2 separate regions of the Homo sapiens genome follow, and region 1 is linked to region 2. Evidence: read pairs that join two places in POLR2A ChIA-PET (ENCODE). Cell type or tissue: IMR-90. All regions are shown on one strand. Links, peaks and the distances in the headings refer to the core of each region. The heading gives the core; the rest is flanking DNA. Region 1 has its middle 23 kb from the start of MIR6080. Region 2 has its middle 17 kb from the start of SMURF2.

Region 1 (8,494 bases), core at 1,355-6,354, 78 kb after region 2:
TGAGTCCACATAAGCGCCTGACTCCGATTCAGTTCGCACCATCCACTTGTCATCTCTTTTATATCTTTTATAATGCCTGCCACATTTTTAATCAAAGGGGTGGCCACATAAACAGGCTTTCTGATTCTGTGGCTTACTAGTGAGTAAACTTACAGCTGCCCTCCCCCAAGTCTAAATAGTAAACCAATTATTATCAAGTCCAAATTCAAACAAAGCCACCTTGATAGGACTTACCTGAAAGATATTTGAAATGGCATCCAGGATAACCAGAATAATCTTGGTATCTTTTGCAGGTAAGAGGTTCATCAACGGTTCTATTATGCCACAGTGAACAAGGTACACAATCTGTTCAACTGTTCCACGGCCCATACAGCTTCCTTTTGTGTCTCAAAATCTGCCAATTAAACATAAGGAAATGGTTTTATTTCAGAACAGTTGCACAAATAAGATTCCAAGAGTACTTTTTCACAAAAACGGTGACTGAAAGTACCAAGGTTCTATTGATACAACCTTAAGTAAAGGGGTTACTGGGTATTGTTCAGCAAAGGACTCCTAGTAGAACCCAAGATTCTTGCACATGAAGAAGCTTATCAAGCACAGCTTTCTATAAATACTAAAAATGACTTGATTAAATCCTAAGACTTCGTTACCTTAGAGAGATCGCTGACAAGGAATGGGACTAATCCATGATTCACAACTTGCTGTATCTGGTCCTGGCGGCTGGCTGTGATGTTTGACATTGTCCACGTAGCTTCCTTCTGAATGTTAGTTTTGGGGTTGGTGAGCAGGCTGGGAAAGACGGCGAGTGCTCCTGCATCAATCACAACCTGAGTCTGTTCATCTGTACCAGTGACGATATTCCCTATGGCTCTTAGGGCAGGAGTCTGAAAAGGAAAAAATGTTGATGCTGGTTACCTTATATTTTTCTCAGCACTTCAGAAATTCTGTACTCCAAAAGTTTTAACAAGAGGCCCAACATGACCTGAAATAGGCAATATTTCAATATTGGTATCAACTGATTATGCTTTTTTTTTTGAGACAGGAGTCTTGCTCTTGTCACCCAGGCTGGAGTGCAATGGCGTGATCTTGGGTCACTGCAACCTCCGCCTCCCAGGTTCAAGCAATTCTCCTGCCTCGGCTTCCCGAGTAGCTGGGATTAAAGCGTGTGCCACCATGTCCGGCTAATTTCTTTGTATTTTTAGTAGAGATGGGTTTTCACATGTTGGCCAGGCTGGTCTCGAACTCCTTACCTCAGCTGATCCACCCGCCTCGGCCTCCCAAAGTGCTGGGATTACAGGCATGAGCTACTAAAAATTTAGACCTACATTTAATTTTGCCTGTTAAACATTCATTATTTTATATGTAGAACAGTTTCCAAACTCGATGTCAGGACTCACTGGAGTCTCAAGTTATGGAGTATCCAAGTGTTTCGTTGCTAAAAAAGGCAGCTTTGAATAATTTAAAAAATGAACTAGAAGGCCAGGCACAGTGGCTCACACCTGTAATCCTAGCACTTTGGGAGGCTCAGGAGGGAGGATGGGTTGAGCTCAGGAGTTCGAGACCAGTCTGAGCAACATAATGAGACCTCCCCTTCTACAAAAAATTAAAACAAAACAAAACAAAAATCCAGGCATGGTGGTGTGTGCCTATCACCATGCAAGACCTTCTCTCAAAAAAAAAAGAATCAGAGCAGACTGAAGATTATTCCTACATTAATCTCAATAACTTGCATTCAGATATACTTTGAGGGAGAAAGACATGAAGTTATAAGCAACATTCTGAGAATTTTGATATCTAATTTTATAATCTATATATTTCCATGGTTGAGTGTTGTTGCAAATATAAATGGGTTATGTGCGGCCAGGTGCAGTGGCTCACGCCTGTAATCCCAGCACTTTGGGAGGCCGAGGCGGTGGATCACCTGAGGTCAGACGTTCGAGACCAGACTGAGAAACATGGTGAAACCCCATCTCTACTAAAAATGCAAAAATTAGCCAGACGTGGTGGCGGGCCCCTGTAATCCCAGCTACTCGGGAGGATGTGGCAGGAGAATCGCTTGAATCCAGGAGGCAGAGGCTGCAGTGAGCCTAGATCGCACCACTGCACTCCAGCCTGGGCAAAAGAGCAAGACCTGTGCCCTGCCCCCCCAACAACAAAAAAATGTTTTATGTTGTGAATCAAAGTAGAAAGGAGGTTTGAGAGCCAATGCTACCCATAATTCAAAAAGCCAGTATCCCTGTCTCTCCAGGAGCTTGACACCTAACAGAAAATGTGACAAGTAGACAAACAGCATAAAACAAGTGGTAAATAGATGGGTTACATAGCATTTACTCCCAATTTTGGGTGCAGAATCAGGGCGCTAGAGAATCCTGAGAAAGGAGTGTCTTTCCTACGAGGCTAAGGAGTGCTATAAGAAGAAGATGAGCTTTGAGTATTAGTACCCTAGAAATAGAACACACGTAGTAGTCAATTGGAAAAAAAAAAAAGATAAATGTGGAGTGCTAAAGGGCTAAAGGAAGCATAACGTGGCTGGGTGCAGTGGCTCACACCTGTAATTGCAGCACTTTGGGAGGCCGAGGCGGGCAGATTACCTGACGTCAGGAGTTTGAAACCAGACTGGCCAACGTGGTGAAACCCTGTCTCTACTAAAAAAAAACAAAAATTAGTTGGGCGTGGTGGCGGCACCTGTAATCCCAGCTATTCGGGAGGTTGAGGCACGAGTATCACTTGAATCCAGGAGGCAGAGGTTACAGTGAGCCAAGATGGCGCCATTGCACTCCAGCCTTGGCAACAGCACGAGACTTTGTCTCAAAAAAAAAAAGGAAGCATATTGTGAGAAAAAGAAGTAGGAAAGTGCCCAGTTATCTTTGGAAGATGAAAGATAAATTTGAAAATCTAAGATAGGTCTACTTTGTGGAAGGCCTTCATGGAGTATGGATTATATTATTATTTTTTAGACAGAGTTTTGCACTTGTTGCCCAGGCTGGAGTGCAATGGTGCGATGGTGCGATCTTGGCTCACTGCAACCTCTGCCTCCCAGGTTCAAGCGATTCTCCTGCCTCAGCTTCCCAAGTAGCTGGGATTACAGGCACCCACCACCACCCCGAGCTAATTTTTTTTTATGTTTAGTAGAGACAGGTTTCACCATGTTGGCCAGGCTGGTCTCAAACTCCTGACCTCAGATTATCCACCCACCTCAGCCTCCCAAAGTGCTGGGATTACAGGCGCAAGCCACCGTGCCTGGCCAGAGTATGGATTTTTATTTTTAGAGACAGGGTCTTACTCTGTCATCCAGCATGGAGTGCAGTGGTACAATCATAGCTCACTGCAGCCTCAAAATCCTGGGCTCAAGTGATCCTTCTGCCTCAGCCTCCTGAATACCTAGGACTAAAGGCCTGTGCCACCATGCCCAGCTAACTTTTTATTTTTTGTAGAGACAAGGTCTTGCTATGTTGCCTAGTCTGGGCTCAAACTCCTGGCCTCCAGTGATCCTCCTATTTCAGCTTCCCAAAGTGCTGGAATTATAGGCGTGAACCATCATGCCCAGCGGAGTATGGATTTTTTATTTTTATTTTTTTTCTTGAGACAGAGTTTCACTCTTGCTGCGCAGGCTAGAGTGTAATGGCAAGGTCTTGGCTCACTGCAACCTCTGCCTCACAGGTTCATGCAATTTGGAGTATGGATTTTAAGGAGAGAAAAAACACGTCTAAAGCAGTACTTTAGGAAAAAATTCAGAAAAATAGCATTTGGCACAGAAAGAAGGAAACGATAAATTAGGAGGCTACTGTAAATATTTCAGGAGGAAAGACCTGAACAAAGCTGGTGACAAATACAAAAAAACACAGAATACCAAAAAAGACAGAAATAAACCAAATGGGCTGGGTGTGGTGGCTCATGCCTGTAATCCCAGCACTTTGGGAGGCCCAGGTGGGTGGATAACAAGGTCAGGAGTACAAGACCAGCCTGGCCAACATGGCGAAACCCTGGCTCTACTAAAAATACAAAAATTAACCAAGCGTGGTGGTCTGTACCTGTAATCCCAGCTACTCGGGAGGCTGAGGCAGGAGAATTGCTTGAAACTAGGAGGCGAAGGTTGCAGTGAGCTGAGATTGTACCACTACACTCCAGCCTGGGCGACAGAGCAAGACTCCATGTGGGAAAAAGCAAAAAGAAATAAACCAGAAACTGGTTGGCTCTGGACACACTGGTCAGGTCAAGGTACCCAGCTAGTAGCTAGAAATGCAGGGAAGTCTGAAGGAAGGTCAGAGTTAAAGGAAGATCCTAAATCAGCTTCAGTGGATTATGGAAGGCAGGAAAGAAGATAATTAGTAATTGCAAACAGAGAAAAAGATCTTCACAGATAGTTAAAACCATAAGACTAGAAATGTTAAGTTTACTTGAATTTCTAAGAAAAGTCCCTACTGATTTTCTGGATTTCATGTAACTCATAATCTAAAATATATTTTTTTACCTGGTTGTTGCAGTTTTCCTGCAGCGGAGAAGTAGCATCATCAGGAAATGAGCTTACATTTCTCCTCTTCAGCATCTGGTCATCCTTCTTAGCTTTCCTCAGCTCCACATTGACCTCTATTCTGTGACGCCTCGTTTCCTTGAGAAAAGATAACATGCTGTTTCACCTACCACATCAGTTTTTGTTGCTAAGTGAGGACATTTTTAAAAAGATCCCTAAGTTTTCATCCCTTTCCAAATGTCTTCCCATTTAAATAACACCATAAGAAAGCAACAGAAGGTACTCACTGTACTGTCCTTTCCCTTGTTCTTAGATCTGTGAAGATGGGCAGCTTGTGTATTAGCATTCTCATTGGTGGACATGGTTATGAGACAAAGGGAGAAAGCTAAAAGATGGGGGAAGAGAAAAATATTTCCTTTATCGTTTTCCTTTGTCAATAATAGTACCAAATAAGAACTGAATTATCAAGCATCTACTGAATCCACACCTGTGCACTAGAGGGATATCATCATGTTTTCAGCACTATGGAATAGTTTTAGCCAACGGATAACTGTCCCCCTTCCATCTGAAGGGCTGAGACTTCCTAGAGCAGGGCTGTCCATCAGAAATAGAATGCAAGCTATATAAATTGAAACTTCCTAGTAGTCATTTTTGTTTTGTTTTGTTTTGAGATGGAGTCTCACTCTATCGCCCAGGCTGGAGAGCAGTGGTGCAATCTCAGCTCACTGCAACTTCTGCATCCCAGATTCAAGTGATTCTCCTCCCTCAGCCTCCCAAGTAGCTGGGACTACAGGCGTGTGCCACCATACCTGGCTAAGTTTTGTATTTTTAGTAGAGATGGGGTTGCGCCATGTTGGCCAGGTCGGTCTCAAACTCCTGACCTCAGGTGATCCACCCACCTCGGCCTCCCAAAGTGCTGGGATTATAGGCGTGAGCCACCACATGCAGCCAAAAAAAATTCAAAATTAAAAAAACCCAATAAATAATAATGAACTTAGACAAAAATACCTTCTTGGCATCTAATGAGATGATCAAAAGGTTTCCTTTCTTTAACTTTTTTCTTTTTGAGAGTGTCTTGCGCTGTTGCCCAGGCTAGAGTGCAGTGGTGCGATCTCAGCTCATTGCAACCTCTGCCTCCTGGGTTCAAGCGATTCTCCTGCCTCAGCCTCCTAGCAGCTAGGACTACAGGCATGTACCACTGTGCCCCACTAATTTTTGTATTTTTAGTAGAGATGGGGTTTCACCATGTTGGCCAAGCTGGTCTTAAACTCCTGGGCTCAAGTGATCCACTCGCCTTGGCCTCCCAAAGTGCTGGGATTACAGGCATGAGCCACCACATCCAGCCTTTCTTTGACTTCCTAAAATAGTATGGTATTAGTAATCTCCTAGTATTGGAGATTGGTGTCTAAGGTGAAGCCAATTCAGCCATGGTTTCTTATTCTTTAAATTTACTCCTGAATAGATCTGCATACCAATATTTTGAGATTTCTTATAGACACACCTATTTGCTATTAATTATTAATAATAAATATTAATAAAGGAGACAGGGCCATAATTTTTAATTTGTCTATTTCTATTTATCAAGTTTTCTAACAGTTTCACACTAACAGAAACAATAATCTGTAAAATTTCCTCCTTTTTCTATTCTGGCAGAAAAGTTTAAATGGAACTATCTGGTTCCCAAAATTTAAGAAAAACCTTATGAAATCATTTGGTCCTGCCATCACCTTAATGACAGGTGCAGTGATAAACAACCAGAAATCCTTTTCCTGCCTAAGAGTGTGGCTTCTGACCTATTAAGGACTGAGATGACTGTGGCATCCTTCTCAACCCTTCCCCCCACCCAAAGGGAGCTCGGTGGGTCCCTTTCTGTGGCTGTGGGGATGGAAGGTGGGGCACGATGAGTTGGGGCCTTCTATTCCACCATCTTGCTCCACTCCTTCTAGGTGGACCCCTTTCATTGTAGATGTAGGAAACCTGAATACTATGTTAGTAGACCCTGTGAAGGCTTTAAAATTCCAAGTTCTAGTAAAAGAGAATCAGAAATGTTGGTTAGTATGTCTCTTTTTTTATTCTTGATATTGGTTATTTGTGCTGTATTATTTCCCCCCCTTGATAATCTTATCAGAGGCTTGTAAAACATAATGGGATCTAAAGTATGTTTGTTTTCTATTTCATCACATTTGGTCATCTTTAATATTTTCTTTCTTTAGGCTGGCTCCTTGAGATGTACCCCTAGCTAATTAATTTGCAGTTTTTCTTTTCTAACATAAGCATTAAAGGCTAGCAACTTCTCCTAGGAAGTCTTTAACTGCATCTCACAAATTTCAATATATGTAGTACTTTCATGAACATCCAGATCAAAATGTTTTCTGGTTTTCATTATGATTTACATTTGAGCACTTCTTATTTATTTAGAAGTGTATTTCTTATGTTTCAAGCATATAGCCCTTGCATTTCTTTAAAATTTTACAAATGTCTGTATCCCTAAACAATACTGTAACATTGTGTTATCACACATGCTTTTAAACGCTACACAAATGTATGTAGTATATACATTTATCCTTATGTATTTTTAGTGATGGAACTGTTTTCTTTTTTTTTTAATTTTTATTTTATTTTAGATTCAAGGGGTCTATGTGCACTGGGGGAACCGGGTTTCTAGTTACTCATTACCCGTAGAGTAAACACTGTACCCAACAGGTAATTTTTCAACCCTTATGCCCCTCCCAGCCTCTCCAAATGTTTTCCTTCTATTGTAAACTTACGAGATTCAATCTCGACACTTGTTGCTCTAGTGTGTTTTTCACTGCTATGTAACAGTCCATTATGAAATGATGACACAATTTAAACATGCCTGATTATGAGTACTTAGGAATTGTTTCCAAATTTCACCATTATGAAATAATATTATAAGGAATACCCTGTTACAATGTCTTCTCATGTACACAGGGTAAAAGTTTCTCTACCATATCGAGAAGGAGTCAAATTGCATTTTTAACTTTGGTTTTGTCAAACCATTCTCTAAAATGTTATAGCAACCATTGTACTAATTGCTCTCGTATCAGAAATGTATCACAACTATAATCCCAACACTTTGGTAGGCTGAGGCAGGCAGGTCGCTTGAGCCTAGAGTTTGAGAACAGCCTGGGCAACATAATGAGACACCGTGTCTACAAAAAATACAAAAACTAGCCAGGCATAGTGGAATGCGTCTGTAGTCCCAACTACTCGGGAGGCAGAGGTGAGAGAATAACCTTAGCCCAGGGAGGTCAGGGCTGCAGTGAGCTGTGATGGCACTACTGCATTCCAGCCTGGGTTGACGGACAAAAAATTAGCCGGGCGTAGTGGTGGGCACCTGTAATCCTAGCTACTTCGGAGGCTGAGGCAGGAGAATCATTTGAACCCAGGAGGCAGAGGTTGCAGTGAGCCGAGATTGTGCCACTGCACACCAGCCCGGGCAACAGTGCAAGACTCCGTCTCAAAAAAAAAAAAAGAAAGAAAGAAAGAACTAATAATATTCATTCATGTTTACAACTTATATAGGAAGAAACTGAGCCAAAAGTAAAGTCTTTAATATGGCCTCTTAAATACATTAACTTTCATGATTAATAGGCTAGTATTTCAAAAGCGAGTCCAATATTCATCATTTACAAGGCTCAGAATTCACTTACCTGGTATGTCCTAAAGATTCTCGCCATATTGGTAGCATCACAACTGGTTTAACTGCACACTCCAAAATGGCTAAAGCCAATGCAAATTCTCTGAGTTTGCTACACATCTGAACTGCCTTGATCCAGTTTGCCCTGTATTTCAGAAGAAATGAAAGAAATTATTTCACTAGGTTGATCTAAATTAAAAGCATAATAGTTGTAACTTTGGTCTCCATCTGATTCCAGGAATAAAGATTCTGACTCCTAGGAATCCTCCAAATAGTTAGTGGTGTCAGTTCAGTAAGTTAGAAGTACACTCATGCCTCTAACGTCCTGTCTGCTGACCACATTGACTTCATTCAACTCATTG
Region 2 (8,494 bases), core at 1,927-6,926:
TCAGTTTCCTGAGTAGCTGAGACTACAGGCATATGGCAACATACTCCGCTGATTTTTTTTTTTTTTTTTTTTTTTGAGACAGGGCCTCACTATGTTGCCAGGCTGGTCTCAAACTCTTGGGCTCAAGCAGTCCTCCTGCCTTGGCCTCCCACAGCGCTGGGATTATAGGCGTGAGCTACTGCACCCAGCCGACCAAAAGTTTTAAACTTTTTCATTAATGTATTTTACTAATCACTTAAAGGTGTATTCTTTATGATAGCATCCGAGACCATAAGTGAAAATCTACACATGGTTATCAGAATATTTCAAAGCTTTTGTTTAAAACATTTTTCTGTTTTCCAGGGCTAATGTCAAAATTTGATGTGACTCTGCAAGAAAATGCTTACCATCTGTGGTTGGTATTTTTCTTCTGCTCCAGCCATTAATATATATTTTTACATACAAAAGTTGTTTCCAGTAATAAAAAATCTGTCTGAGGTAAGGTTATATTAATATTTGTACTCCTGCAAAGCTATTTTTGTAGTGTAAATTTCAAATTTAATACAGCTTATCCACCATAGAAGAGGCTAACATCAAGTGCTCAGCAATTTATACCACTGCTTAAAAGTTAACTTTCTTTCACTTTGAAAATATCACTAATTTGGCCAGGTGCGGTGGCGTATGCCTGTAATCCCAGCATTTTGGGAGGCCGAGGTGAGTAGATTGCTTGAGGCCAGGAGTTTGAGACCAGCCTGGCCAACATGGTGAAACCCCATCTCTACTAAAAATACAAAAATTAGCCAGGTGTGGTGGCAGGCACCTGTAATCCCAGCTACTCTGGAGGCTGAGGCAGGAGAATCGCTTGAACCTGGGAGGCGGAGGCTGCAGTGAGCCAAGACTGTACCACTGCACTCCAGCCTGGATAACAGAGTGAGACTTCATCACACACACACACACACACACACACAAAGAAAGAAATGAAAATGAAAAGACCTTACTGTAGTCTTTTTGTGTGTGTGTGTGTGACAGTCTCGGTGTGTCACCCAGGCTGGAGTGCAGGGGCGAGATCTCGGCTCCCTGCAACTTCCGATTCCCAGGTTCAAGCAATTCTCCTGCTTCAGCCTCCCAAGTAGCTGGGACTACAGGCGCCCACCACCACACCTGGCTAATTTTTTGTGTTTTTAGTAGAGACGGGGTTTCACTATGTTGGCCAGGCTGGTCTTGAACTCCTGACCTCATGATCTGCCCGCCTCGGCCTCCCAAAGTGCTGGGATTACAGGTGTGAGCCACTGTGACTGGCCTGTAGTCTTAAAGTGGCTTTCTCAGCTGCCAACTCTAGGACCTCTCAACTCAGCTCCTCGTGTCTAGTTCAATCTCCCAGTGTCCCCATCTCATGTTTTAAGGAGAGAAAATTTCATTGGCTTTTTGGTCAGCCACACACGTTTGGCTCCGTCAGTGGAGGCCAAGCTCCCTTAGTACAAACACAGCTACCTGGGCTTATACCTGCTGTAAGGCAGTGGTTCTCAAGGTGGGTTCTCTGCACCAGTAGCATTAGAAATGTACATTCATGGGCCCCACCCCAACCTACAGAATCAGCATCTCCAGGGATGGAGCCTGGGACGCTGTATTAGAGCTACAGACGAGGGCAGATTTCCTCAGGAAGAGATGCGTGTAGGGACTACCTTCTTACCACCCTGAGAAGGCAGAAGGCAACTGGCATGGGGGAGCCCAGATCTGCAGAGACACAGGTAGGAAATGTGACCCTAGCTTCTGTGATTGGGTGATTGATTGGATGATTTCATCACCTTGATTTTGGACTTCTACCCTTCACTGCATCTGGCCCAGGTCTTTTCCAGTAGATAAATAAATGGTGAACTGAAGGCCAGGCATGGTGGCTCACGCCTGTAATCCCAGCACTTTGGCAGGTGAGGCAGGAGGACCAGTTGATGCCACAAGTTCGAGACCAATCAGGGCAACATCACAGGACCCTGTCTCAAAAAAAAAAAAAAAAAAAAAAAAAGGAAATGAATTCATAGAAAGAGACTGACAAAGCAGACAAACAGAGAGAAGCTAAGAAACTTCTCAACCCTCGAAAGGGAGACAAAGAGAGTGATTGACAGATTCCCTGCCAGTTCTCCTGGCTCAGGTGTACTTCTCACACTCCATTTCCAAGAGGTCCCCCAGTGAATAACCACCCTGTCCCTTACTTAAGCAAGTTTAAGTGGGCCCCTGTTCCTTGCATTTACTTTGTCTCCACTTGAAACCCCTTTTCCTTTTCAGATCTGTCCTAAGCTCATCCTCAGAGATCCTTGATTGTCTGTCTTGCTCCTGCCCATGTTTTCCCCAGAACTGGACTCTCACCTGGAACCCAGCCCACGGCTTGGATCCCACCACCCAGCTGCCACGCTTCTACAATCTAGAGCGGCGTAATACATATGGCTAGTGCGCACTTGAAACCTGGCTAGTGATGGGCTGCAAGTGTAAAATACACAGTGGATTTCAAAGACTCAGTATGGAGAAAAAAGCAAAATATCTTATTAATATTTTTTATATTGATGACACGTTAAAATAATATTTTGGATATACCTACATTGGGTTAAATAAAATATAATATTGGCCAGGCACAGTGGCTCACACCTGTAATCCCAGCACTTTGGGAGGCCTAGGGTGGATCACCTGAGGTTCGGAGTTCAAGACTAGCCTGGCCAACATGGTGAAATCCTGTCTCTACTAAAAATACAAAAAATTAGCCAGGTGTGGTGGTGGATGCCTGTAGTCCCAGCTACTCGGGAGGCTGAAGCATGAGAATCACTTGGACCTTAGAGGTGGAGGTTGCAGTGAGTCGAGATCTTGCCACTGCACTCCAGCCTGGGTGACAGAGTGCAGAGCAAGACTCTGTCTGAAAAAAAAAAAAAAAAAAAAAAAAAAATATATATATATATATATATATATATAGTATATATACAGTATATATAGTATATATACTGTATATATACTATATATATAGTATATATACTGTACATATACTATATATATAGTATATATAGTGTATATACACTGTATATGTATACACTGTATATATATACACTGTATATGTATACACTATATATACTGTATATATAGTGTATATATATATACTATATGTAGTAATTGAAGCTCATTTCATCTAGAAAATTTGAAATTACAAATATGGCTCTCATTGTATGTCTTTTGGACTGTGGTGACCTAGAGGTAATGACTATTCACGTATGTACCTCCAGAATATTTGACATAAGCTGGATTTGCCACTGGCTAGCTCTGCACTCCGCCCAACATCGGACTTTGCCTACCTCACCCCTCAGGCCTTACCTTACCCACCCAGCTCTCTAATTAATTTCTATGGCGAGGTCAGTTCAACAGCAACTATCTCACCCTGGTGAGAATGAAACAATCTAGTGTTAAGATTTTCTTTCAGCCCCTACCACACCTACCTGGTTTTGCCTTACATTGACCATCGTTCCTGTGCCTAAGTCTTAAAACTAGACAGAGATTGTACAGCAGATTCATGTGTGCAGTAGAGAGGTGGGCTAGATGACCTCTGTTATGGGTTAAATTGTGACCTCCAAAAAGATATGTGGAAGTCCTAATCCCTGGTACCTGTGAATGTGACATTATTTGGAAATGGGCCCTTTGGAGATGTAATCAAGTTGAGATGAGGCTTTAGAGTGAGTCCTAATTCAATATGACTGCATTCTTTTTCGTTGTTTTTTTGACAGAGTCTCACCCCATTGTCCAGGCTGGAGTGCAGTGGTGCAATCTTGGCTCATTGCAACCTCCGCCTCCTGGGTTCAAGCAATTCTCCTGCCACAGCCTCCCAAGTAGCTGGGATTACAGGTGCCCACCACCACACCCAGCTAATTTTTGTATTTTTGGTAGAGACAGGGTTTCACCATGTTGGCCAGGCTGGTCTCAAACTCCTGGCCTCAAGTGATCTGCCTGCCTTGGCCTCCCAAAGTGTTGGGATTACAGGCGTGAGCCACCGTGCCTGGCCCTGTGTCGTTTTAAGAAGAGAAACATTCCATGTGAAGACAGAGACACACAGGAGGAATGCCATGTAATGACAGAGGCAGAGATTGGAGTGAAGCAGCTGCAAACTGAATATTAAGGATTGCCAGCCACCACCAGAAGCCAGGAAGAGGCAACCTAAGATTCTACCCAAAGTCTCAGAGGGAGCGTGGCCCTGCTGACACCTTGATTTTGGACTTCTATCCTTCAGAACTGTATTGTTTTGTGTTTTAAACCACCCAATTTGTGGTACTTTGTCTCAGGAGCCCTGGGAAATGAATACTTCTAAGTCTCTTCCATACTTTATCACATACGATACAGATAACAAAACACATTCTGCAACAGGTTTTCATTTTTTGTTGCATTTATAATGCTGCACTTTTTTAAAAATAGAAAATCATGTAAATCTAGACCATTTTATGCACCCATTTTAAGTATACACACTAGTCTGTTATATTGTGAATTCTGAGATAAAAGAGAATGTAATTTGAAGAGATTGCATATTTTCCAAAGCCAATTTGGTGATTTAAGCATGGAAGTATTACAATTAAATGTTTGAAAAGTTATCTATGCATGTTTTGCTGTAAGACGATAGCATGAAGCAACACATCTTTTCAGGATGAGGTAGCAGCTCCAGCCCCGGGGGAAGGGAGCCGGGGCATCACTCGACTGCAACTACTTTGGACGACTGAGCAACATGAACAGGCTCAAAAAAAAAGTCATATCCAATCATCCTCAAAATACGAACTGTAGTAGCTACAACACAATTCTCTAAGGGCGAGATGGGCGGAGAAGTGGAAATATTTGTACGATGCAGTCTTTATGGGTAATGCAGAGAATATGGGCCAGAATGAGATCAACATGACTCATAAGCCTGTGGGTCAATGTCAAACCATTGCTTAAAATTCCTCAATGGCTGCTCATTGCCCTCAGGACCCAGTCCAGAGAGCTTTGTGTGGCATTTCCAGCATTGCCGGGCCCCTGCCCACCTCCAGCCTTATTTCCTCCTTCTCTGCCCTGCCTGTACCAAAGAACTCAAGACTCTCATCTTTCAGGTTCCTTTTGTCTCATGGAGCTCAGTTTCTCCTCTCACCTTCAGTCAGTAAGTAGGCACCTGCTTTCCCATCTGTCTGGCCTATCCAAACAGGAAAGCATATAATATGAGTATTTTACATCGTGTAATTGACTACTTGATCGATTCATAAATTATATTGTGGTGTGAATGTGTCTGATAATATATTACTTAGAGTTTTGTCATTTTCGTTAATTTTTTTTTTTTTTTTTTTTTTGAGACAGAGTGTCACTGTGTTGCCCAGGATGGAGTGGAGTGGTGCAATCTTGGCTCACTGCAACCTCTGCCTCCTGGGCTCAAGGGATTCTCCTGCCTCAGCCTCCCAAGTAGCTGGGATTACAGGTACCTGCCACCATGCCTGGCTGATTTTTGTGTGTGTTTTTTTTTTTTAGTTGAGTCAGGGTTTCACTATATTGGCCAGGCTGGTCTCAAACTCTTGACCTCAGGTGATCCACCCACCTCAGCCTCCCAAAGTGCTGTGATTACAGGCATGAGCCACCGTGCCTGGCCTCATTCATTTTAATTAATGATATAATTTTAAATGGGAGAACCACCAGAGATCATCTACCATGTTCACCTCCCTCTGGATGAAGAAAATTAGGCTATTTTTTTTTTAACATCTTAAAAGACAGTCAGGGCCGGAGCCGGGCGTGGTGGTGGGCAACCGGAAGTCCCAGCTACTCGGGAGGCTGAGGCACGAGAATGGCATGAACCCGGGAGGCGGAGCTTGCGGTGAGCAGAGATAGTGCCACTGCACTCCAACCTGGGCGACAAAGCAAGACTCTGTCTCATTAAAAAAAAAAAAAAAAAAAAAAAAAAAAAAAAAAAAAGACAGGGCCAGGTGCGGTGGCTCTCGCCTGTAATCCCAGCATTTTGGAAGGCCGAGGCAGGTGGATCACCTGAGGTCAGGAGTTCAAGACCACCCTGGCCAAAATGGGGAAAACCCATCTCTACTAAAAATACAAAAATTAGCCAGGCATGGTGATGTATGCCTGTAATCCCAGCTACTGGGGAGGCTGAGGCAGGAGAATTGCTTAAACCTGAAAGGTGGAGGTTGCAGTGAGCCAAGATCGTGCCACTGCACTTTGGCCTGGGCAACAGAGTAACACTCCATCTCAAGAAAAAAAAAAAAAAGCCGGGCGCGGTGGCTCATGCCTGTAATCCCAGCACTTTGGGAGGCCGAGATGGGCAGATCACGAGATCAGGAGATCGAGACCATCCTGGCTAACACAGTGAAACCCCGTCTCTACTAAAAATACCAAAAAAAAAAAAAAAATTAGCCAGGCATGGTGGCGGGCGCCTGTAGTTCCAGCTACTCGGGAGGCTGAGGCAGGAGAATGGCGTGAACCCGGGAGGTGGAGCTTGCAGTGAGCCGAGATCGTGCCACTGCATTCCAGCCTGGGTGACACAGCGAGACTCCATCTCAAAAAAACAAAAACAAAAACAAAAAAACAGTCAGGGCCGGGCATGGTGGCTCATGCCTGTAATCCCAGCACTTTGGGAAGCTGAGACGTGTGGTCAGGAGTTTGAGACCAGCCTGGCTGAAATGGAGAAACCCCGTCTCTACTAAAAATACAAAAATTAGCTGGGAATGTTGGTGGGTGCCTGTAATCCCAACTACTCTGGAGGCTGAGGCACGAGAATCACTTGCACCTGGGAGGTGAAGGTTGCAGTGAGCAGAGATCGTGCCACTGCACTCCAGCCTGGGTGACAGAGTGAGACTCTGTCTCAAAAAAAAAAAAAAGAAAAGAAAAGACACTCAGAAGCCTCTTAGAGTGTGTATAATTGTGATAATCACAGACTCTGACAACAAAGTCAATTATTGGAATACATCCTCTTCATTAGTAGGGTCTTTAAGGTAGCACCCCCCACCAAATTCCAGATAAAAACTTCAGGCCTCCCCTGAGGTAAGGCTGGACTTCCCCAGGGCTTCTATCATGGGAGGCTCATCCCAATAAGACCAATGGCATGGAGGAAGTAAAGAAAAGACAAAGTGCTCTGTAAGCAACTGGGTACCAAGAGAAACTCTAAAATCCACAGTGGGGAAAGTTGTTCTATCTTTCCAAGGCCTGAGTGAACTAAGGGGCGGTGAGAGGTCAGAAGTATTCCATTAATTAATATCCTTGCACATGTAAGGAAACTTCAGGAGTTGAGTAAGAAGCAAACTTCCCCCTGCTGTTCACTAACGGCCGAATCAATGAATGTCAAGATCATTACAAAGCAATGTCATTTCATATTTTCCAAATGACAGAGGAGAATATTTAATTGCATCCATTATCTGGGAAAGCTGATACTGTTAACTGTGGAGAAATTTATGAAGCAAGAAGGGCCCTTTACCTACAGAGGTGCATAAACACACTCGGACTAGAATTTCTAGATTTCTAAGTAATTGTTTTTGGTATTAGACCCCCCAGTGGCCATTCCTTTATTAAAACTTGTCATTGTGTGTTTAAAATCCTATCCACTGAGTTGGTTTCAACCTTACTGGAAAGGAATTTATAAATAAATATCAAAGCACATGGTAAGGTTACATTCCTAGGAATCTATTCTAAGGAAATCATCAGAGGTCTGCCCAAAGACACTGATATGGTTTGGCTCTGTGTCCTCAACTAAATCTCGTCGCGAATTGTAATCCCCACGTGTGGAGGGAGAGAGGTGATTGGATCATGGGGGCTATTTTCCCCATGCTGTTCTCATGGTAGTGAGTGAATTCGCATGAGATCTGATGGTTTTATAAATGGCAGTTTTTCCTGCACTTACACTCTCTCCCGCCATCTTGTGAAGAAGGTGCCTGCTTCCCCTTCCGCCATAACTGTAACTTTCCTGAGGCCTCCACAGCCATGCAGACCTGTGAGTCAGTTAAACTTCCTTTGTTTATAAATTACCCACTCTCGGATACTATCTTTATAGCAGTGTGAGAACAGACTAATACAGACATATGCAAGGATATTCATCCAATACTGTTTACAAGGACAACAAAGTGAAAGCAATTTAAATGCACAAAAGGAGATTGGTTTTAAAATATATGGTATACTTGTATAAAAAACTGTTTTTTTTTTTTGAGACGGAGTTTCGCTCTTGTTGCCCAGGCTGGAGTGCAATGGCGTGATCTTGGCTCACTGCAGCCTCCGCCCCCGCCCCCCGGGGTTCAAGCGATTCTCCTGCCTCAGCCTCCTGAGTAGCTGGGATTATAGGTGCGTGCCAAAACATCCAGCTAATTTTTGTACATTTAGTAGAGATGGGTTTTCACCATGTTGGCCAAGGTGGTCTCGAACTCCTGACTTCAGGTGATCCACCCACCTCGGCCTCCCAAATGGCTAGGATTACAGGTGTGAGCCACTGTGCCCGGCCTGAAAAACTATTATGTAATCATTGAAAATAATGTTCCCAAAGACATTT

What was found. Peaks named below come from ENCODE experiments on the same cell type or tissue, not always from the same donor. Only the 100,000 strongest peaks of a DNase experiment are listed, where the experiment ranks them.
Region 1: POLR2A ChIA-PET joins it to region 2 with 5 read pairs; 6 of 35 experiments call an interaction of 5 or more read pairs at or near these places.

What each region holds. Positions count from the first base shown.
Region 1 is chr17:64,753,771-64,762,264 of GRCh38, forward strand. It overlaps the pseudogene ARHGAP27P1-BPTFP1-KPNA2P3, the pseudogene KPNA2P3 and the pseudogene BPTFP1. Among named protein-coding and RNA genes, the nearest start is that of MIR6080, 23 kb to the right of the region's middle. RefSeq lists a silencer at 5,329-5,541. In IMR-90, for the core only: no CTCF peak of the experiment used is centred there; no DNase peak of the experiment used is centred there.
Region 2 is chr17:64,675,140-64,683,633 of GRCh38, forward strand. No RefSeq gene overlaps it. Among named protein-coding and RNA genes, the nearest start is that of SMURF2, 17 kb to the left of the region's middle. In IMR-90, for the core only: no CTCF peak of the experiment used is centred there; a DNase peak (open chromatin) is centred at 4,782; H3K4me3 peaks cover 298 bases; H3K27ac peaks cover 3,970 bases.